Regions from separate parts of the Homo sapiens genome. Here regions 1 and 2 are each linked to region 3. Evidence: chromatin loops called from intact Hi-C (ENCODE). Cell type or tissue: GM12878. All regions are shown on one strand.

Region 1 (8,000 bases), 62 kb after region 3:
CAATCTGTCATGAAACGTTGTTTTGGTTGAAGTGTATATTTTTAAAAAATCCATCCTCACACAGCTATATAGTTGGAAAAGGGAGGATCTCATGTTCCTCTGGGAACCCACTGTCATAGAGTAGCTTTTAACTCAGTGTATGTAAAGCAATTCCAGGACAAGTGAAAAATCTCCATGGGAAGCCAGATATCTGGTGATCCTAATCATCTTCACATTTATTACTTTTCAGCGGTTTACCTCCCTGTTGTTATGGGCATGCATCAGGTTAAACTCACGTAGTAATAAAACTCAAATTTGACTTCCAGCAGCTTGTTCCTTTTTGAGCAATTTGCAAAGTGACTTTTAAATCTCTGAACATAGAAAATGTAGCAGGTGGTAGGAATTTACACACTATGACTCCTATTTTCACTTTATTTTCTACGACCAATGTCATTGTACTCTGGAGACTTCATTCCCACTGATGGCAGTATGCACTGGCTATGACGCACACCCTCACCTCTGCAGGTTCAAACAGTCTCTTTTCAGTAATTACTCAGTTTTCCAGGGTCTCTTCTCAGAGGCAAGTTTATGGGAATCTTATACTTCAGGGCCCCTCATTTGCCCAGGACCCTTTCAAGGCCTGGGAGGGACCCCAGCAATTTTCTATTTATAATTTTGTATTCTTTTTCCTAAAGAGGGTTCTATAAATTGTATAAACTTCAGGCAAAGCAAAACCTGGATTCTCCCCCTTTCCCCTTCTCTGTGTCTTCCTTTCCCCCTCCTTCTCAAGGTGGCAGCTAGAGGTGAGAGGGGATACTAACTAGCCTTTTGGCAATGGGAGAGGGATGTCTGCTCTTGTGAGGGATGCCTGGGTTCTTGCTGAATGAGCTTCTGAAGTGCCCTTGGTCCTGGGAACTATGATGGAAACTATTCTTGTTTCCTAGCTTGGCCCTCGCTTTAGTAGTTGCAGTGAGATAAATCTTCTGGGGTCTGGCTGTGATCCCTGACTTAGCTTTTGCTTTGTGGTCCTCTGCTGAAGAGTTATGTCATCCATGATCTTGGTAAACCTCTTATGAGCTTCACAGTCAACACCCTGAGCTATCTTCTGTGACTACCCAAGTAGTCACAATGATATCTCATTGTGCTTTTGATTTGCATTTCTCTGTTGAGTAGTAATGTTGAACATCTTTCCATATGCTTGTTAGCTATTTGTATGTCTTCTTTGGAGTAATTTCTATTCAAATTCTTTGACTGTTTTTCTTTTCTTCTTTTGCTGACATCTCCTGCCACCTTGTGAAAAAGTCTTCCTTTCTTGGGTCAGGAAATTCCTATAGCTAATAGTCTTATCTCTCCTGCACCGTAGTTCCTTGTAAAGCTCTCTGCTTCAGTTTTCTCTACCTAGTTCATGAAAAGTAAAGTTTCGCTTCACAAGTAAAGCCTGGAATTTGCAAATCAAAATAACTTGTTTAGACTATTGTCCTACTAACTCAAAAGGTGATTAATTCCCTAGTTTAGGATTTATTATATAGAGAGATTCTCCCAAAGCAGTATATGAATCCACTCAATCCTGCTCTCCACTCCAACCCCACTTAACTTCCATTTTTCTTGCTGCAGTTCTAGTTTAAGCCCTGATCATTTTTCATGTGAACTCTCTCAATAGGCTTCTGTTTTGTTTCCCCATGTCTGATCTTGATCCTTTCAAGCTATCTTGTTCCTTATTGCTAGAGTGCTGCTATTTACAAAATATGATTTTGATAGTTACTCAACGCTTAAAACTTTTCAATGGCTCCTGTGGCCTACAATAAAAAGTCCAGATTTCTTAGTGCAGTGTATAAGGCTAATTATCATATGAGTTTTGACTACTAGCTTGTGTCTCTACCATACTCTGAATACCTTTTTTTCCTCATAGTACTTAAGCCTTCTTCCTCCTCTCATAGTCAGCCTCTTGAGGGAAGGGCTCTGTAACATCTTCGCATCCTTTTATCTCACATAGTTTCCGACACAAGATAGGTACATGATAAATATTTGCTAAATTAATAAAGGTAAATAATTATGCCTAATTGTTCATTTTATTATTTTGAACTTTATTATATTGGCTTTTCCTTAAGCTGGAATATATATGTATATAATTAAATTAGGTTTTCCTGAAGCCACATATATATGGCTTTAGAAAGTATATAGGATAATATAGGATATGTATGTGTATCTATATATGGACACACATTAATATCCTATCATATTATCCTATATATTTTTATCCTATATTATTTTATATATTATATTATCCTATATATTTTCTAAGGCCATATATATATGTGACTTTAGGAAAAGCAAATTTATTATATACATATATATTTCAGCTTACGCATATATATGTCCTATTAAGACATATAAGTACAGGGATACATAATATTTTGGGTCAAATTCCATCATCCTTAAAATCTACATTGATAAACTAATAAAATTTAGAGACTGAAAAGAAATGAAATTATGCGATTCATGCCCCAAAAAGATTTACAATCTGCTAATGATGTCATAGCAGAGTTTTAATAAAATGTCCTAAATAAGCAAGGAATTACGCAGGAAGAGGGAGTCATTCCACTTTTAATTTTATCCTTCTATATTTTAATGGAAAAGGCACTGTTGTTTTCACTGTCCATTTCTTCTTGTTTCAGACTCATGGTTCAGGGGTTTACTTATTTAAGGCATGAAGATCTTCCTGATATTTAAGAGATATTCTTCCTCATTTTACCATGATTTAACTTTGCATGCTGAACCAAATATGGCAGAATCAAATAATGCATTTTGCACTATGTTTTCAAAGTTATTATTATTATTATTATTATTTTACTGAGTAGAATACCTATTTTGAACCTCTCGGTTCCATCCCCTATCATGATTGACTGTCAGGAAGCACCGTGGGGGCTGATGTTCAGAAAGCCCTTTCAGCTACATTTCATATGTTCCTTCTCAAAATATTCCTGTGCCTCAGTGTTCCTTAGCCAATATTTATGTGGCAGGGAAATGTGTCTTATCTCTTTTGTGTAGATGATTAAAGTGCTGCACAACCATAAGGTGGTTTCATTCTGCTGTTTTCTACCCTACACCTGTGACTTTGATAGGGAGCTGTTGATGGGCCTGGGAATAGCTTGCAGATGTGTATGTACCAGCAGTATGTTAGGATTCAGTCTGAAAACTAGCAAGTCTGCAGCCTTGGCATCCAGGGCTAGATGTTTCTCACATTTTTCTTTCCTACATTTCTTCCTGTTCAGCCCCTGGTTTTCCAGAATCGTGGTTAGGTTTATATTGGTTAAGGTTTCTGTTTGTTTGTTTCTTAAAGCTTCCTCTTGTAGTTTAAAATCCTGAAGATCCTCAGAGCTTGAGCCTTGACCTTAGGTTTGGAGAATGTGGGGTCTGTGCAGCTGTGATCCTACTTGAATAAGTTTGGGCAAGTCATGGGACAGGAGTCTCTGTTTCTTCATTTGTTATATGGGTTTATTATCACCTGACAAAAGGGTTTCTTTAAAGTTTCCATGAGATTATTTGTGAGCGAGTGCTTTGAAAGGTGTAAACTGTTGTACAATTTTGACCTGGTATAATAATGATTTTTTTTTGAGACAGAGTCTTGCTCTGTCGCCCAGGCTGGAGTGCAGTGGCATGATCTTGACTCACTTCAACCTCTGCCTCCCGGGTGCAAGTGATTCTTCTGCCTCAGCCTCCCGAGTAGCTGGGATTACAGGTGTGTGCCACCATGACCAGCTAATTTTTGTATTTTTAGTAGAGATGGGGTTTCAGCATCTTGGCCAGGCTGGTCTTGAACTCCTGACCTCATGATCCACCCGTCTCGGCCTCCCAAAGTGCTGGGATTACAGGCATGAGCCACTGCGCCCGGCCCGATAATGATGTATTTTTTAACCTATGGCTATTAAATTCCTGTGGGCAATTATGTGGGATGAATCTTTGCTATATTATAATAACCAGTGATTTCAGCTAATGCAGCCAAACATCTGGTCAAATCCACTGTAAAGCTATTTCAACTGAATTGGTTAATAGACCTGTATATAGAGAGAGTCCAAAATAGCCTCAAAATTTAACTTTGCTTTTAATAAAGAAGCTTCCTGTTTGTCTCATTAATGGCACCTGTCTGACTCACTTCTGAGCCAGATGTTATACTTCATCGTTTCATAATGTGTCATTTCTGCACACCGACTTTCTTTTCATAGTTTCTGAAGCAAAATCTATTTCATCCCATCACCAGGATATTGTTGGTGACAGCTGCAACACCCGAATAGGTAGCTTTAGCTTTCACATGGACATAGATATGGAAAATGTTCTCAGAATCGAGCCAGCAGGGAATGAAACATATGGCAGGCAGTGAAAGAAGTGAAGGCTCGTTTCTATAACAAACCCCTCTGAGTTTTGACAAGGCTCTCTGATATACTGTCAAACCACCCCAGGGCTGAGAGGCAGGTAACTCTTCTCTATCTCTAGTCTGAGCACTAAGACTTGCCTGAGGAAAGAACTTTCTTACATTGTTATCTAAAAACTGTGAGTTCTTCATGATTAGATATAATAAATAGTTTGTAACCCCTAGCTGCTCATCAGATTCACCTGCATAGATACTTAGAACTCTCCCCAACCCCCTCCCCCTGCATCCTTCAATATTTTAATTCAGTAGGTCAGGGATGGGGCTCAGGCATTTTTTTTTATTTTTTTATTTTATTATTATTTTTAGTTCTTCTGGTGTTTCTGACGTGCAAAAAGCTAGCCAGAAATGTATTAGAGAATCTAATTATCAAATGGACGGTTGTTCTAGAAGATGGACTTTAAAGACCTCTGCCAAAGCTGAGTGTGTAAAAGTAGATGAAGATAAATCTTCACTTGCAGGGGTCAAAGTCTGCAATGCATACAGGAACTAATAGGTAAGGTGAATGTGAAGTGTGAAGCGGCTTATACAATATAAGTAGTGATGGGGATTGTGGCAAACTGGAGAATGAAACTCTGTTGAAAGGCACGCCAGCTAACAAAATGTCACTGTGGACAGATTTGGCCTTTGTTCTCCTCTTTTACTTGAGTATAAAGTCTTCATGCCTGGAGTTTTCTTCAGTTTCTCCTGTGTGAAATACTCAGTGTTATTTTCCTTTTGAGATTTTAAAAATAATGTTAAAACATTAAATGTAAGAGGGGTATCTTGTAGACTGCTTTTCACAAAGGTAGAGGAGAGGAATATGATTAAAATGGATCCATTTCTATTTCTCATTTTATCCCCCAGCTTACCCCATCTGACTACATGGATAGCAAGTTTGAGTTGGATGAGGCTAAGCAGGGCATAGTGAACCTGACATTCAGTTTTTCTCAATTTCTTCTGCTCCTGGATTCACTCCTAATCCTGTAGGACAGTGGTAAGAAAGACATCAATAAAATAAGAGAACTATAAATGAATAGGAAGCACTTCAAGAAGATTTGAAGAACTATTTTAAAGTTAGAAGTATTTTAGGGGCATCTGCTGAAAATGTTGCCTAACTGTGATATTTCTTTTTTTCACTCTGGGGCAATGAAATTTTATGAGTCACTAAATACATATTTTGACATCTGGCTTCACTGCTTTTTTTTTTTTTTTCTGGAATGCTGTAAATTCTCATCATGAGAGTTTACTTCTTGTCAGTCTTTTGATACTATACTCTCAATCATTTTCTGGGTGATTTACAGATGGTGGTACCTAATTGCCTTAGGCCTTAGTTTCCTGTTAATTCCCTAGGCTATGGTAAGGCATAAGGCAAGGAATGAAAATGTTAAACTTTATGTGAAGGCAGGCTTAAATTTTGACCTTCCCTAACTATGCAACTTTTATCTTTGTGCTTGTTTCATTTGTTAATGTAAATTCTTATATTTAGCATTATTTAGACATGATTTCATACAGATTTGAAGATTCTCTTGACTTAAAATTTTGTTCTGACACCTCTAGTCTTAACTACAGCTACCAGTTTTGGAACTCTGATCCATGTGAGATCCTGAGATGTTTTAATTTAGAGTTTGTTGATTTTATTTTGTAGAGAAATTAATTTTACATAGACATAAGGTAACAACTGCTCTTTTTTTATAAGTAAATTTTTAAAAATTTCAACTGAATATTTATGAGCATCAAAGAGAGTTTTAGTTTCCCTGTATGTCTATGCTGTTTGATACATGGAAAATGTGGATGAGCAATAGGTACTAGCCATTTTCATGTGTATGAAATAAAAATTTCTTCTATGATTGTGCATTTTAGGCTATTGGCTCAAGGGTAAGGAAGGGACTAGATTATAGTTCTAAGCTTCTGATCATAGTGTTTTTTTCCTCCCTATGGCTATATTGCCTGATTGTCTTCTGATTTTTATTTTTTATTGGGGTCCTGGTTCTGTATTTGTGAACTTATGTTTTGACTTATGAAGTTTTATATTAAGAGCTAGGTAATGAATAGAAAATGACTATCAATGATACCACATCAAAACTGGCTGCCTAGAGTATGTATAATTTTCTCTCTTATCTCCCTCTTCTCCAATTTTATGGATTCTTCTAGAGTATTTTAAGAGTTTCATTGAAACCTGATTACCATCATAGTGAGAAACGTCTATCAGTAACACTCACCATTAGGCAACCTTGTGGGAGGTATACAAGGAAATTTCTGGAGTGAGTTTGCAATTACATGTTCCAGGAAATTAAGGATAATATGAAGTCCAGCTCTTTAATAACCATCTTAATTAGTGAAAATGTGATGGAGAAAATGGATGGAATCCTGCATATGTATGTAAACTTTTAGAAAATTAGCCCTCATGCATACCTAACATCTCAGATGTCAACATTGAGTTCTAGCCTGTCGCATTAGTTCCTTAAATGGTACTGCCTAACCTTAGGTATTGCTGCCAGAGTGTGAAAGAATGTGTTTTGGGTAAGTTACTCTTTACATTTACCAGGAAAACTCCTTGGGGTGTCTAAAGGCACAGAGTTAATTGCTGAAGCAAACTACAGGAACTCTTAGGACCACAGCATTCTTAGGATGGCAGTGAGAATCTTGGAATGGGAGATCATCTTGAGTTGCCAACATTTCCCAGCAATTGGTTTCTAGTTGAGAACAAATAGGCATTTATTTTAGAATCTGTGGAGGCGCTTTCACTTTTTTTGTTTTGTTTTGTTTCCACTTCTGACATTGGAATTAGTGAGGAAGGTTTTGCCAGCAAAGGATAAGATCCTAACATGCTGGAATCCTAATTAATTGCTTCAGGAAAGATATTCAATCTACTTGCCTGAGGGTTAATGACCAGTTTTGTTTTCCTGACTTTCCTGAAGAGAACTGCTTCATATGCAGCCTGGATTTGGGCAGGGCGTAGAAGTTAAAAACAGGCCCAGCTTTGAGGGGCAATGCTTGAGTGACTCAAAGTAAGGTTGTTTTGTTTTTGTTTTTGTTTTCCCCCTCACAGGGTGCCTCTATGCTACTCACTGATTTTTGTTCTCCCAAATATCACATATATCAATCCTATAATATTTGATTAAAATATTAGAATAGTTTTGAATTTTATTGCCTCTTGCATCAGAGCATAGCTTACCCAGACAGCCACATCACAATGAGCACATTATTGATTATTCATGAAGACACCCTAGGCATTGTACTTATTAGCTCTTCTTTAAATTGAATAGGCCTACTCATGTAATTGAAAAGATTAATAGGAGCCGGGGCTGCAAGTGAAGAAATGGAAGGCCAACTTGCAAATCTGATTAAAATGTCTAGTATATTGAAATAGAGGAGATGTAAAATTAAGAAAGTTACAAGCAGGAAATGGCAAACACCAGCTGAGGCGATAGGGAATGCCATATGTTATATGTTCTTCATGCTTTTTTTTTTCCTCTTGCTTTTTTCAAGAAAGACTATATATAAAATACACACATTATATATATACATGCATACATTACCCTGGCACATGTATCATTAAGGATCTCCTTGGAAAGACAAGTTGATATATTTATTTTTTGGAAACAAAAATTCA
Region 2 (8,000 bases), 1.3 Mb after region 3:
TCAATGAATTTAGGTCTCCAAAAAATATCTAGGGGGAAGTGGTCTTTAAGAAAATTGTCCTTAAGTTTTCCTTTTTAGTGGCCCCACTAACTTGCCCTAAGGCAGAGGAGCACAGAGGCCTCACTATGTACTTGGATCTGAAGAAAGGAACATATATATAGTGCACATGCTGTGTTAAGCATCGACTTTTCATGTAATAATTTACCCTGCCGTAGTAGCTAACATGTAAGCAAGGCAGAATTATGGTCCCAACTAGACTTTTCATTGAGATGAAAACTAAAGAGCTTCTTTTGTCTTATTAAATGAGAAGGGAAAAATCTTTCATGAAATAGCAACAACAAATATACATGCTACTCTACACGCTTTACATGGATTAGCTCCTTTCATGCTCACAACCATCATATGAAAACTGGAGCACAGAGGTTAAATGATTTGCCCTGATCCTATGGCTAACAAGTAGCAGGAGCAAAATATGGACCCAGGCGGACTGGCTCCAGAGCCCGTGTTCTGACCCTACACACTGCACTGCCTCTCTGCTCACCACTGTCCCACCTTTTGTAGTCCCCTGCAGCTTAAAAAGAGTGGGAACAGACTGAGGATGGGAACAGTCCAGTAGTGCTCAGACTCTCCTCAGCAGGCAGGGAGCAAGGCGCTTCAACCACATAATCTACAATCTGTCTGTCCATTTGACTCAGCTAATGACCCCTTCACCATCGTCCATGGAAATACGGGCAAGTGCATCAAGCCAGTGTATGGCTGGATAGTAGCAGACGACTGTGATGAAACTGAGGACAAGTTATGGAAGTGGGTGTCCCAGCATCGGCTCTTTCATTTGCACTCCCAAAAGTGCCTTGGCCTCGATATTACCAAATCGGTAAATGAGCTGAGAATGTTCAGCTGTGACTCCAGTGCCATGCTGTGGTGGAAATGTGAGCACCACTCTCTGTACGGAGCTGCCCGGTACCGGCTGGCTCTGAAGGATGGACATGGCACAGCAATCTCAAATGCATCTGATGTCTGGAAGAAAGGAGGCTCAGAGGAAAGCCTTTGTGACCAGCCTTATCATGGTGAGTATTAGAGAGGGACTTTGACCGATTTGCTGTTGTGCTTGTCACATGTGGCATTAAACATGCACAATTTAGTAAAAATAGAGTCGTACATTAGTAAGGGCAGTGAGTAAGCTCTTCACTTCCAGGCACTGTGCAGTTACTTTGAGCGACATTCTTACAAGTCCATGGTATTTGCCTCTACTTTGCAGGTAAGGCTAAGAGAGATAAAGTGCCTTGTCTGAGGTCACACAGCCATGTTGTGATAAACCTGGGATTTCATCAGATAGATATGTACTTCTTATGATGGTCTTCTAAACCCTAGAGGAAAGGAAACCCTAGAGGAAAGGAATCATTAGATTTGTACAGGCTAAAAGTCAAATGATCTAATAATGTTGATCTTATTCTAAGTTTTAAAAGAAGAAGAAAGGTCAGGCGTAGTGGTGCATGGTTGCGGTCCCAGCTTCTCGAGAGACTGAGGCAGCAGGATCACTTGAGCACACAGGAGTTCAAGGCTGTAGTGTGTAATGATCACGCCTGTGAATAGCCACTGCACTTCAGCCTGGGCAACATAGTGAGACACCCATCCTTAAAAAAGAAAAGAAGGAGAAGGAGGAAAAATATATTTTTTCTTGCCTACGGATTTTGAATAAAATGGGAAAATTTTGAGTGGATTTTCTTATTTATTTTCATTTTTGCATGGCAACCAAATTTTGATGTTTATATTTATGATTCAGCATTTTAAGAGTGGAGTTTTTCAGTTGCTTCCGAAAATAAGTATATTAATATTGCCTTGCGGGGAGCGGACCATGGACTTAGCCCTGAGTCTAGGGACTGGATTGCAACTAATTTCTAAGTTAAAGAATGAGTAGATTTATTTTTTTAACCATTAAATGTAATTAGCTATCTCCCAAGCAAATATTTTTCATTATGTTGCTCTAAATTACACCAAATGTCGATATGCATATAATTATGTCCTCTAAGTCCTATTATTTCCCCTTGCCTTTCTTTACAAATTTCCCTAGCTTTACAGTGGCTTTCTTCTTCTCTTAAAGATCATTTAAGCTAAATTTGGCCTCAAAGTCACTATAGCAGCTTGCTCCCATACTTTCCATTATCCATCTGCACAAGTTTTTCTTTCTAGCTTTCTATTTCCTAGTGAGGATGCAAGAATTATTCTGAGAATGTCAAGTTCTGTTGTGGAGAAATATTAGAGAATTAGAGATAGGGTTTCCTTTTCATCATTCCCTGGCCTTTGAATAGTTGACAGTCTGTTTCTGCGAGCCAGTTTCCTCCTAAAAGTAAAGCAGTTGCTTTTTGGATATGACTTAATGGCAAATTTAAATTCTGTGCCACAAAAGCCCTTCTCCAACTTGCCAACTAAGAGGAAACACAGAGCCAAACAAAATGCCTTTTAATTGGATTTAACTTGTTTCATTGTATTTGTCCAGGGATCAGAAAGGATAATTTTCTTGGCAGGGTTCTTTTAGTCTCCTGATCTAATTCTTTTGAGGGGCATAGTTGTAATCTTAAACTCCCTCAGTCCCCAGTGTCTTCATTTCAATATAACTGGTTTTCCTTTTTATCCTATGTATTTTATGTATGCATTTCTAATGTTCTTCTGAGACAGGGACTGTGGATTTCACCCAGCTGCCAAAGAGATCAGTAGCACAAAAAAGGTTAAGGATCTACCCAGGGGACCACCCAGAGAGAGCTAAGCAATGCCACCAGCATAACCCAAAGGCATGAAGTGTTTCTTGACCTTTTCAAATATAATATTTGAAACACTAAAGCTTTTTTTAAAGCATATATAGTTGTGACTAGTCAAGGCATACCTCAAGTTTTAATTTGCACAGAAACCAGGGCCAAACTTGCCACCTCTTCTCTGTTTCTGTCTGGGTGACTGGTACCATCTAAGTTCTACATGTCAGAAATCAGCAAGTCACCTGAGAGGTTTCAGGCTCGCCTCTTCCACCACTCCAATATAATCAAATATGAAGTCCTGGCAATTCTACCCTTTTCAATTTATGTATATCCCTTCTTGTTCTTAGGTTAGGGACTGCTGTCTTAAGTTAGGGACTTTCTCTAGGACTCCGCTCTCAGACTCTCGATACTGATTGTTGTCCCCACCTTCTTATCTAGCAGTATATAAACAAAACATACAAGATACCCAAGTCCCAACAAAGTGAAATCCAAGGTTACCTGGTTTGTTACAGCAAAGCTAGGGCTTAAAACCAGTATTCCATTCCCCAAACATAGCTTCTTTCTTTCCCCCTTGGCTTTAGCAGTATAAACCAAGTTTTCACTTGTGATACAAGAACATTAATTTATCACTGTGCCTTGGGTTGCCTCTCACCCCAACTCCTATCCTGTGTGAGTCGTGTTCATCTCAGAGAAAACTGAAGTTGTATAAATTTTATGAGTGAACTGCTTTTGACTAGCACCCAGGTGTACATTAATATCATTAAGATACCTTGATCTCACTAGCACTTTTCAAATTTTGAATGTTTGGTGAATCACGCAGAGGAAATGGACTTTTTGTGGCAGGGTGGCTGCAGAACTATCAGAATTCTGGGCAACTCTTAGAAGCCTGCCAACAACCTCTTTATCCATTGAAACTATTTTGTCTCATGTTACTGATGACATTAATTTGCTAGTTTTCTGCATAATCACCTCATCTCACAAATTTGTAACTATTGCATAATAAAGCTGTTGTTTTAAGGATGCTATCATCATAAATTTGCACATTCAGAGAAGATTCTTCCCAGGAAAGTCTGTCTTGCTAAGGAAGCCCATGGTGTGTAAGAGGCCAGCATCAGCAAAGAATGTGTGGGAACAAAATGCTTAGTGAATAGTTAGCGTAATTTAGCTGCTTCTGGTGTGGTGGTTGTATGCTTATCATTCTTCAAAGCATATATTGTGACTTAGAGAGCTTATTAATTGAAGCCCAGCTTTGAGCTATGAAATTTAACTTGAAACTTGAGAAGGCACCCGCTGATGTCACAAGTTGTCCTTATAGGTCAAGAGTCTAATCAGAGAGAGCCCATTCTCATTCCTGTCACTTGCAGCTGAGTGCCTGAATGTATCACTTGACTACTCTGCAAAAATGGGGATTTCCCAGACAAGTATAATACCTCCCCTATGATCTCACAGGTTTATGATAAAGAACAAATGACAGAAATGTATACCAAGGCACTTTGTATTCCAAAAATCAAAGGTTTTAGAAAAGAAAACTGATGGCTCTACAAGGAACAGTCTTTGTGTTCAGGGACTGTCCTCTTAGGTTTGTAATATGGGAAAAGAAACTGGTCATGAGCTATTGGGGGGTTTTGATGCGGTTAAACTGAAACATAGGTAATAAGCAGAATCCTTATAAAATATAAGGTCAACACACTCTTTAACAGAAGTACGCTTTTGAAAACTGTTTCTATGACACAGCAAAACAAAACCAGTGATCTTTAAAAGACTATTTGCCAAGAAAAGCATCCAGATTATTATTACCTTTTGCTATAGGTCTGCTTATTACATTCTAAGCTGTTAAATGGCCTCACACTTTAGTTAGACGGACACTGGAGGAAAAGAAAGTAGAATCAAATACTGTCTTAAGCACACTTTTAAGCAAATCTGTGAGACATTTGGAGGAACCCTAATTGCCTGGTAAACGGTGATAAGATCTGATTACTATGATTTACCTAATGGCCATTATTTGATCTGTTAATGACTGAGGTTTTTAGCAAATTGTGGACCGAGGTTTTGGCAAATTGTGACAGGGATACAGGGATAGCTGTTCTATAAAAACACCTTTCCAAGAGAATTAGTATTGATATAAGTATCAAACATTCTTTCCAGCATTTCCAGGCATATTTGAGGTTGGAATCACTTTTCAGTTCCTCCCCATGTACCAGGGAAAATGATTGAAGTAAAAGCTATGTCTACTACCTCACTGGCCCCCCGCCGGTCACATGACTGCCCCATTGAAGCTGCTGCTTCTTTCACACCCCAAATTACCATGCCTTGTACCTTCCCAAGAATCTGCTCAGAAATTCAGCAGCTCTTCCTTTTACTTCCTCAAAAACCACAGTCTCAATTCTACCTCCAGTCTCTGAACAATGGGACTATTTGTCCATCTTTCTAATGCCGCAGGTGGTTCCAAAGTCCACACCCACCCTCAGTGGTTCCAAGGAATTTTTCTGGCTCCAACACTTTCTAAAGAAAAGAAAATAGAGGTAAATGTAACCTCAGCCAGGGCACCCTTTCTGGTGAAGTGCTCTGCGGCCCACAGCAGAGTTAGTAGACCCTCACCTGATCAAGCCAGGCTCTTTCAGCGCCTCATCACACCACAGTAAGTGAAGCTTCACATGGTTGATCACTGAACGCTATCCCCAGTTTGCAAAAGCAGAAACAGAGGCTACTAGAGGTTGGATAGCTAGCCCACAGGCAAACAGTGGGTTAGCAGGGAGCCAGCATTCATATCCAGACCTGACAGCACCCATGCTCTGAATTCCTACACTCGGATATTGTATTCTAAACAACGTTTCTTTTAAAAACAGTTTTAGAAATTAGCCACCTGACGCTGACTACCCAGTTTTTAACTCTCTTTTCCCCAACTTCCTCTCCAACCCAGAGATCTATACCAGAGATGGGAACTCTTATGGGAGACCTTGTGAATTTCCATTCTTAATTGATGGGACCTGGCATCATGATTGCATTCTTGATGAAGATCATAGTGGGCCATGGTGTGCCACCACCTTAAATTATGAATATGACCGAAAGTGGGGCATCTGCTTAAAGCCTGGTATGTATGGGCTGGTAAATTTTATGTGGAAAGGTAGTACATTTATATGAGGCAATAGGGAGAAGGAAGAGTTCAAAGTGACTCAAAAGTGACTGCAAAAATATTATCCCGGATAAGAAGTGTATGTTTGGAGGAGAAGAGAGAGGTAATGTGTAGCCATGAATTTGCCTTCAGAAGCAGGCCCGGAAGTGAACCAAGGCGGATGGTGTCATGGAGGAGGAGGAGGGAGTGTTCCATAGCACCCCAGGGAGAGGAAGTGTGGAAAAGGCATGCACAATTAGGAAATTGCTGCTGACCTTTAGTAGTTTCAGAAGACTAGAGGGGGTAGAAGCTGGATTGTAGTGGAATGAAGCATGAACAGAAGGAAGTAAGCCTCGTAAGTTTCACGGAGCAGAAGAAGAGACAGTTGGCAAAGGACAAAATTGCAACAAATTTATGTAGTTACAATCTTATTTGGCTTTATTGCAATTCTAGAATCAGGCAACACCTCATTTCATAAAATAGACTACTGTAAGTGTTCCAGTTCGTTGAACAGAGGGGATTGGCTTTGTAGACAGAAAAAGGGCTGAAGAAAGCAAAAACAGAAACCGAAGAGTGGATTGGTCATTTCAACGTAACTTTCCTTGTAAGAGCAATAGAGAAATAATTGATTGGTCAACATCAGGTGACTTCAGGTTAAGCATTGAAACAGAGGGAACTTCATTATCAGTCCAATTAAAGATTGAAACTGGCCTGTTGGGGAAATTAGGCAGTTGTCTCTCTCTCCTGATTTCTCAAAAGACCAGATGACAATCTGTTTCAGTTTGGTGATGTGGAACTTTGGCATGGGTGACTCCATTTTGATTTTTGAGTCCTAGATCAGGAGCTTAGTCCAAAACAGTGGCTTTTTTTTATTTAAAAAAGCAAAGGGTAGTTTAAGAAAGAGATCAGTTGAAAAACACTTTTAGAATGGTGAAATCTTAAGTATGTTTATGGCCTGAAGCAAAGAGCGGGAAAGAGAAGAGATAGATCTTCCTGGCTCAAAATTGGTGACACTGTTCCTTCCACCATTCCTGTGTGTTTGTCAGAGTGCTTTTTCTCGTTACTTTTTACCAGAAGCAAACTGTTCAGGATTTGCTAAAGAATTTGCTGTTCTTTAGAAAGACAGAGAGAGACCAAAGTAGCAATCACATCATTATCTGGCACATAACTGAGACACAGTTTCTCACCAATTAGGTGAGAGTTACAGGGGATCACGGTACCTGACATGTGATAGGTACTCACAAAATATTACTTAATGGACAATAGGTTGAAAGAATCTATAGCAAAGAGAAAGGAAAGAGCTCCAGACCTAAGTAATAATAGTTAATACTTAACAGGGCTCTGCCAGGTGTCAGATACTGTTTCAGGCTCTCAATATACATTAACTCATTCAGTCCTCACAGCAACCCTGAAAGGTACCATACTTTATCCCCATTTTACAGATGATCACAGTGAGGCACAAGGGAGATATGTAACTTGCCTAAGATCACACAGCTAATAAATATCAGAACTAGAATTCAAACCCAGGAAGTCTGGCTATGAAGTCCTTGTCCCAAACAGCTACACTAGGCTGACTCATTGAGTAGCTAGCCAGGTGGTATTAGTAATGCTGATCCCTCCTTCGGGAATGTGAGCTTCAGAATGCAGAAGCTCTTGGAGAGCTTGGAGAGATTATACTGGGTTAAGACTTAAGATTTCAGGGTGCAACAGAATCACATGGAGAGTTTGTTAGAACACAGATATCTAGGGCCCAGAGATTCTGATTCAGTAGATTTTTGGTGGGCCCCCCAAATTTGGCAAGTTTCCAGGTAGTGCTGATAATGCTGGTCTGGGAACCACACTTGGAGGATTACATATCTAATTAGAGGCCCAGGCTTCTCAACACCTGTAACCTACCTACTAAAATAGAAAAAGCCAGTATTTTCTTCAGCTATAATTGATAATAAGCAGAGTTTGGTCAGCCAGGTATCAACTTCATTTAACTCTCCTTATCATTTGGATCAGAAATTTAGATGTGAAAGTTTGCTTAGAGGTAATCCAATGTAAACCCCTGTTTCTCAGGTGAGAGGCAGAAGGCCCAGATCAGTGAAATGACCTGTCAGGGTCAGACCACATTTTTGTGGACACTAGTGAAGGAT
Region 3 (8,000 bases):
GTGGGGAGATGTAAGATGGATTTAAAATTACTGCCATAGGGGGTCGAGTCATAGCTTGGAAAGCACTATAAAATGCTATACAAATATGCACCAACGCAGGGAAACAGGCTTTCATAAAGTTGCCTTTTTTCCCATAGTGATCTGCTTTTTAATTATTCTACAAGAAGTATATAGAATTTCGGAACAAAAATAGCAGTTGCTAAGGTAGAAGACTTTCTCAAATAAATAAATAAAGGTATTTTGATACTTTGGCAGATGGCCCAGAGCAACAGCACTTTGTTCATCTTGCTTCCATAAAACTTCCACAACTCATCAACTTAATTAATAGAGAAAACAAATGTTTTCTCTATTAATGGCATTTGTTGAAGTTCTTGTTGAGAAATTTGACTGACCATAGCCCATCTCCCACTAAGTAGCAATGACACTTTTAACTTGATGTTCCTCCTATCAATACTCTAATCATCTTAATTCTATTTCAATTCTCAAACTATCTACAGATAGTTGAGAGACAAGATAGATCTCAAAGACATGCCTTTAATTCAAAGAGGCACAAAGAGTCATGGATAAGAAGGACAATCTCAGTCTTCTGTTTGGATGGCAATCATCCCAACAATGAAGAAGGTGGTTCCCTATTTGATCATGGGAAGCACTGGGGTTAGGGTCGGAACAAAGATCTATTTGCAGGTGCTTTACATAAACTACCTCATTTTTAATCTTCCCTCTGCAGAAGCATATATTGTCTTCCCTTTACAGAGGAGGAAACTGAACTTCAAAACTGAGCTTCAAAAGGGTAAATAAGTTGCATAAGGCACAGAATTAGAAAATGGAAGAACCAGATAAACCTAGGTCTCTGTTGCTAAAGCACAATCTCTAGCTCTCTCCCCTCTAATTTTTTATTTTAATCAGAGCTATACGTACCTATATCTTAATGAGTTGTGTAGTTCTACAAAATAAGAAAAACAGTAGTCCTCTGCTTTCCCCTTCCTATTTCCTGCTTCACCTTCGCAACAAATTTTGACTAATTCTTTTTTGTATTTATCTCTGTATCCCTAAATAACATGTAATACTGCCACTACTGATTTTTCAGTTTTTGTCTCTTCATTATGGAAAATTAGGATTCAGCTCTCTTTAAATATCCCCTACCTCCTATTCTCCCCCATTTCCCCAATACAGTTATATCTAATTTTTCATTAGATTAGCATTCAGCTTTTACTTTCTTATTACTATGTAATGCTATTCACTGTTGAACAATACCATGGATACTTTTCCTTTTCTGAAAACTTTTTTCCCTGAAAATTCTTGTTTGCTTTGTTTCCTATTATCACTAATACAACTCCTCAATATATTCAGACACGTCAGGTATTCTATCTCTTTAGAAGAATCACTCTGTAAGCTTTCTGGCTTGCTCCAATCTAGACTAGTTGCTCTCTATGCCTGATGGAAAGCCTTCATCTTGGGACCTTCTTTACCTTGAATTTGGGGATACCCTTTGTCCATCTCTTTCTTTAATTGAATCCCTCATTTTCAGTCTCCTGAATCTTGTTTTATATCCCCACGTGGTGACGCAAATCTTGTAGCAGCTTCCTAAGAAAGTGTTTGGGAAGTAAATTTTTTGAGGCTTTGCATAACTAAAAATATCTTTACCCTCTGACTTAACGGATCCTTTGGCTAGATTAAGAGTTCTAGGTTGGAAGTAATTTTTCCTCAGAATTCTGAAAGCTTTGCTATGCTATCTTCTAGCTTCTGTTTATTTTTTTTGAGGATCAGATCCATTTTGATTCCTGATCTTGTACAATTCTCACTCTGTTGCTCGAGGCTGGAGTGCAATGGTGTGATCTCAGCTCATTGCAACCTCCACCTCCGGGATTCAAGCGATTCTTGTGCCTCAGCCTCCCCAGTAGCTGGGATTACAGGCGCACGCCACCACACCCAGCTAATTTTTGTATTTTTAGTAGAGACGGGGTTTCACCATGTTAGCCAGGATGGTCTTGAACTCCCAGCCTCAGGTGATCTGCCTGCCTCGGCCTCCCAAAGTGCTTGGATTATAGGCATAAGCCACTGTGCCTGGCCTTAAACCGATTTTTTTCTCTTTGAAAACAATTAGGATTTTTTTTCTTTTTGTCCCTAGGATTCTGAAATTTCAGGACCATACTTGGCCATGGACTATATCATAGCAATAGGTGTTTGGTGGGCCCTTTCAATCTGGAAATTCCTCCTTCAGTTCTTGGAAATTTTCTTGAAAATTTTTTGGGGCAATTTCTTTCCTTTTGTATTCCTTTCTGGGACTTCTACTATCTGGGTTTTGAATCTTCTGTACTGGTTCTCCAATTCTCCTTATTCTGCCACTCCTTTTAAAATGAACTTCCCTCCTTATTTCATAGTGAGAAATAAAAACTTTTAATGTGAGGAGTGCAAACCCATTTTAATTATCAGGCCCAGAGAGGCACTGAAATGTAAGTGTGTGACAGCAGTCACACCTCACTCTCCCGTGAACTAAATGACCCTCTTGAAGCTACCTACTATGTGATGCCAAGTAGCCATAAAATGCCATACGTTAGATACCAAAACTCATGCCCTATAGTTCAACAATGTATAATCACTAATCAATGTTATTTCTGTAAACCAGTGAGAATTCCTATCAAATAACTTAGTATCAGCCCATTCTTTGCTCTCTTTTGCCTTTAAAAACCTGGTTGCGGCCAGGCACGGTGGCTCACACTTGTAATCCCAGCACTCTGGGAGGCCGAGGCGAGCGTATCACAAGGTCAGGAGATCGAGACCATCCTGGCTAACACGGTGAAACCCTGTCTCTACTAAAAAATACAAAAAAATTAGCCGGTCGTGGTGGCGGGCATTTGTAGTCCCAGCTACTTGGGAGGCTGAGGCAGAAGAATGGAGTGAACCCAGGAAGCGGAGCTTGCAGTGAGACAAGATCGCGCCACTGCACTCCAGCCTGGGTGACAGAGAGAGACTCCATCTCAAAAAACAAAAACAAACAAACAAACAAACAAAAACCTGGTTGCAACAAAGGCCGAATGGAGCAACCCCCCAAGGCAACCTGGAAGTGTGTCCAAGGCAGCTGTCGTCAACCTTTACCCAAATAAATTCCCCATATTAATTTTGCCTCCATTTCTTTAGGTTGACAATAGATACAATATCTTAAGTCTGTTGTCTTTGGCAGCCATTATCCTGCCAAATGACAGCCAACCAATCCTGGATAAAGAAAGTAGTAATCAAGGGTAAGTAGTGGTGCCTCTGGAGCTGCACTGAGGCTGACAGTGTATGAGCCAAATCATGTTCCACCTCTAACTGCCTGTTCAACCAGAACATCTGAGCTTTGATCAGTTATGTATATATACATTGGAATTCCACGTTTGAAGAGAATCAAAGGCTTAAAGGTAGGATTTTCGCCATCTTGACCCCAGGATGATTAGTCATTCTTTAGTAAGGTCTACTTTTTTGTAGGTGGTTGAGACAAGTGTGAGTAATTTGGGAGGCAGGCAAGGCCCCTCTGCTGGGTTTCCCCAACTGCTGAGCCTATTCTGTTTCTGGGTAAATGTTCTGCCAGAGTTCACACTTGTGGTGAGAGACCAACTCAAATCTAAAGCAGTTTCAGGATGGGGAAAGGAAACCACCTTGAATAACTGCTACTCCTTCCACTTTGCCCTAGAAAAGAAAGCCACCAGCCTTTCCCAACCCCTTGGGCTATGAATAAGAGGAGTTCATATTCTATTTCAGAAAAGTTGCCACTGTAGTACATAAAGAGGTGAATCAGTGAATGAAAGACAAATTCTGTGTTTTTGTTTTGTTTTTTGTTTTTTTTTTGAGACAGAGCTTCACTCTGTCCCCCAAGGGTAGAGTGCAGCAAGTGTGGCGGTGCAATCATAGCCCACTGCAGCCTGGACTCCTCGCCTCAAGCAATCCTTCCACCTCAGCCTTCTGAGTAGTTGAGATTATAGGCGTCAAGCCACTGTGCCCCACTACATCTTGGTCTTTTCTGTATCTTAGTTACATGCTTGCCTTCTCACCCACAAAACACATCAGGAGTAAAAAGCAAAAAAATCAGTCAACAACACGACATATACACATAAATAAGACATCTTCTCTTTTGGATGGTTAGGAAGATCTTTAAAGACACTCAAAAATATTAAGTGTGTTTTCCTTACCTGAAGAAAGGAAATGGAAGAGAACTGTCACTACTCACATTTACTTGTGATCATTTTCCACTTTTAAGGAGTTATATAACACAAGCAGCTAATTCCCCAACTGACCTCTTGCATTTCTATTCTCCTTCCACATTGTAAACTTTGGTCATGAATATACCCATAGCATATTGTACTACGCTGTTTCTGTGCTCCATCCAGGCAGCTGATATAATAGAAACCTTAAATATCATAAATCCAGCAGTGTTAGAATTTGAATTTTGTATTTTTCCATAAGCTGGAAGGCTAAATGCAACAGGATAAACAAGACAGTCTCACTGGTTAAACCCAAAGGTCCCCAGTACATGTTCTCCATTTTGCTGGATGTTAGAACTTGGTGAAATTTTCTATGTGATCTTGCAAGAGCTAAAAGATTTCACTGTCAAAGACCACACCCATGAGTCTCAGTTTTGCCTTACTTCCTTTTTTTCTCCAGTAATACTTCTTTCTCTGAGACTATTTATCAAATGTTATGGGTTTAAGTGCACAACTAAACAGTATAACACCAAAAGGGAAAGCAGGCATGTGATGTTCTACTCCTCTGAGGTGAACGTAAACATGGCACTGCTCAGTTGGCTGTGCTGAACTGAGTAATCTTTAAGGGGTATCCTCTCCTCTGACTAGGGGCAATGTTAGAATCTGAAGATGGGGGAGGAAGGATATACAATTTTGAAATAGTTAATATTAAAAATCTATTACATAAATCATATAAAGAAGGACTTTGCATAATATTCACAGATGAGGGAACTAGAAGAGAAAGTCTGTAGTCAGTATGGTGAGGTGTAGAGGAGGAGTAGGACTGTATGGGAAGGAACATGTATTACAATCCTCTAGGATTTGTGAGATTTTAATGTTTATCAGAAAGGAAATATGGATTTTTAAAGGTTGAGAAACAACAATCTCAAGGGAAAGGCATTTCTACTTTTGGGATTCCAAATACTTGAGGTTATGAAACCACATTCCAGTAAATGCCACATAATAAATGGTTGTGAATAGTAAAACCACTTAAATCTCTCACAATAACAGTTGATTTGCTGATTCCAAAAATCCTTCTTCAAGCAATTAAAAAAAATCCTTTATTTTGAAAGAATCTAAGTCTCTAACTTCTGTCCCTTATAGCAAGTCACTCTCTGGAAAAACTATTACCTGATTGGGTTGTTTCGCTGTTCAATAGAACAATTCTCATACTGCAACTATTTCAAAGACTCTCATAAGTTCAACTTGCTAAGTAACCATCAAAATGGAACTCATATTAATTTTCTTTGTCTACTCAATTTCCAGTAATTCCTTACTGCAATGACTTAAAATACTTTGTTGTCAATGTTAGCAACCTATTTTCAGTAGACCCTTCCTTTTGCAAAAAAAAAAAAAAAAAAAAAGTATTGGTGTTAAGTAAAAGCTATTATAGATCACTAGTACTCAAAATGTTTACTCTCATAACTTACTACTGATAATTACCATTTATAGAGAATATATCTCTGAAGGTAAAAAGTTACTGTCCAGGAAATTTTCCATGAGACAAACAATTGCCATCATTTACTTCCCAAACTCTTTTCCTTAAGAAAAATACGTCCCTTTAAAAATGTTTTTCTTGGTTGCATAGCAATGTGAATGCACTTAACATTATTGAACCATATACTTTAAAAAAAGGTTAAGATGGTAAATTTTATGTTATGTGAATTTTACCACAATTTAAAAAGCTTTTATAGATTAGGAATTGGAAAATGTGACACATGTACTACATAAGTCCCAAAGCCTGTTTTCAGTTGCATAGGGCTTGGTACCAGTTACCCTCAACTTATTTGAACAGTGACCAAATACTGCACTTAGTTCAAAAGACTTTGAAAATTAATTAACAACTCACTGAAAAGGTAGTTCATTTCATATTCTGTTATCCCTTCCTGAAGATAATCATAATCTTGGTTCCGAACTATAAAGCGATTTTTGTTACATATCTAAATAATAGCCTCCTCTTTCCCTGTATTTATGATTCAAAACCATGGCAGCAAGCATAGGAGATAACAGGTGGGAAATGGCAGCCACAGCATAAATCCTACAGGAAATAGAAACTAAAACTAGGCTTTACGTAACTGAACACAAACGAACTGCAATTAAACAGTAATATTTTATGCTTATAAGGTGTTAGAAAACAAAAAGGATAAACAGTAACAGTCAATCAGCTAATGCATAGCATCGAAATAGCGAAGCTTTATGTCAACAGTCTATTTTTATTTACCATTTGCTTTTGGACAAAGGTATGGTTTTAAAAAACATGCAGTCTTCTTTCATCATAGGGCAACTCCCCAATTATTTTTGCTATAGTAGCCCATAAATGGAAATAAAATACCCACGCATTCACATAATGCCTGCATCCTACTGTTAGTAACGCTTCAGTGTCTGTAGGTATCCTCCACAGTTCATAGATGCAAACTGCTAAATTACATTACCTGTCTCAGGTCATATTCTTGAAGGTGATCAAAAAGCATTTGAAATAATCATTTATAAAAGTCTATCAAAGATTACACTATTATCGAGGTATTAACAGTAAACCATTAGTCAAGTAAAAAGGTGGGCTTCTGTTAGATGACAGCACTGCCCCATGTGCGTGCACATACCATGCACATACCTGAACTATGCTAATGATTTTCACTTCATGTTAAATAAGTATAAGCATGTTAAGCTTGTATATTTTTTCACCCACTCATTTTGAAACCCTCTGTAGGATTTGGCTACAGTAAAATGTCAGCTTGGTTATTACCTTTAAATTAAGAAATTTCCCGGCAAAATTGGGAAGCTAGTGACAATAAAGTGAAACTGATGCTTTCCCAGTTGAGTTTCACTCTTGGTTTCTTTCAGGGCATAGACAAATTTGCCCATGTAGAAGCAATACCCTTGCTTCTGTAACATAACTGAAGAAGAGAAGAGAAAGAATAGCAAGACATTTTACTTAACAGCCTCAGCCTACCTACAGCATTTTTCCTTGTCCATGAAAAAAAAGTTGTGTGTAGGGGGGAAATAACCAGCATCAGTACAGCAGCTGTTCTTAGTTCTTGACATTACCGTGTCCCAGACTCTTTCATTCAATTGTATTTACTCCAAGGAGTTTTTGTTTGTTCTGAACCATTTTGCTGAGTATTGTTGCTGTCTTAAGAACAATGAACTCCCAGACCCACATGGTTTCATGAGTGAATTCTTTCAGATCTTCAAAGAGCAGAGTTCTTAGGCTATTTAAACTACATCAGAGCGGAGGAAGAGGAACTCTGCCCAGTTCTTTTTAGGAACCAGCATAACCTTGATACCAAAACCTAGCAAAAATAACAGAAAAAGGTGAGTATAAAATGAATCTCAATCATTGATTTTAAATAAAAATGCTACCAAAGGAACCAATATATACTTAAATATTACACCATGACCAAGCGTAAGATTGGTTCACAAACTGCAAATATACTAAAGTAATTCACTATCCTGTTAGGTCAAAGATGAAAAGTACCTATGAAAGGTTATGATAGATGTCAAAAAGCCATTTGACAAAATCCAACTTCCATTCCTGATAAAAATGTTAAGAAGTAATGAATATACACACCAAATGAACATCCAATATCTATTATTTAAAATTGTTCTCAAAGTGCTATCTAATACAATAGACACTCCCCATCCCCAGTTGCAAAAATGACTTTGGATGCAATCCAAACAGTTCTCTGCAAAAATCACAATGAGCTAGAAATATTAAAGGAAACTTCCCTGATAAATATAATTTATTAGATATTAATAGTAACTTCATATTTAATGATGACATAA

The links. A loop is a pair of places that touch in the nucleus more often than their neighbours do. Peaks named below come from ENCODE experiments on the same cell type or tissue, not always from the same donor. Only the 100,000 strongest peaks of a DNase experiment are listed, where the experiment ranks them.
Region 1: it touches region 3 in a loop (2.3-fold over the local background); 10 of 110 quality-filtered maps call a loop at or near these places.
Region 2: a loop joins it to region 3, with 4 times the contacts of the local background. A loop is called at or near these places in 5 of 110 quality-filtered maps.

The regions. Positions count from the first base shown.
Region 1 is chr2:161,100,552-161,108,551 of GRCh38, reverse strand. All of the region lies in intron 2 of TANK-AS1 (TANK antisense RNA 1), which reads left to right. Among named protein-coding and RNA genes, the nearest start is that of TANK-AS1, 56 kb to the left of the region's middle. RefSeq lists a silencer at 4,018-4,087. In GM12878, no CTCF peak of the experiment used is centred here; a DNase peak (open chromatin) is centred at 4,201; H3K4me3 peaks cover 320 bases; H3K27ac peaks cover 1,580 bases.
Region 2 is chr2:159,891,755-159,899,754 of GRCh38, reverse strand. LY75-CD302 (LY75-CD302 readthrough) reads left to right here. Exons shown (of 38, transcript NM_001198760.1): 2 at 696-1,067; 3 at 5,671-5,841. It overlaps LY75 (lymphocyte antigen 75), which reads left to right. Exons shown (of 35, transcript NM_002349.4): 2 at 696-1,067; 3 at 5,671-5,841. Among named protein-coding and RNA genes, the nearest start is that of LY75, 9.0 kb to the left of the region's middle. RefSeq lists enhancers at 2,957-3,196, 3,837-4,016 and a silencer at 5,423-5,502. In GM12878, no CTCF peak of the experiment used is centred here; DNase peaks (open chromatin) are centred at 4,203, 4,358 and 6,435; H3K4me3 peaks cover 2,723 bases; H3K27ac peaks cover 8,000 bases.
Region 3 is chr2:161,162,621-161,170,620 of GRCh38, reverse strand. All of the region lies in intron 1 of TANK (TRAF family member associated NFKB activator), which reads right to left. Among named protein-coding and RNA genes, the nearest start is that of TANK, 6.2 kb to the right of the region's middle. RefSeq lists enhancers at 788-957, 3,349-3,398, 3,379-3,548, 3,459-3,848, 3,859-3,908 and 1 more and a cis regulatory region at 3,463. In GM12878, no CTCF peak of the experiment used is centred here; DNase peaks (open chromatin) are centred at 3,570 and 4,627; H3K4me3 peaks cover 3,879 bases; H3K27ac peaks cover 6,185 bases.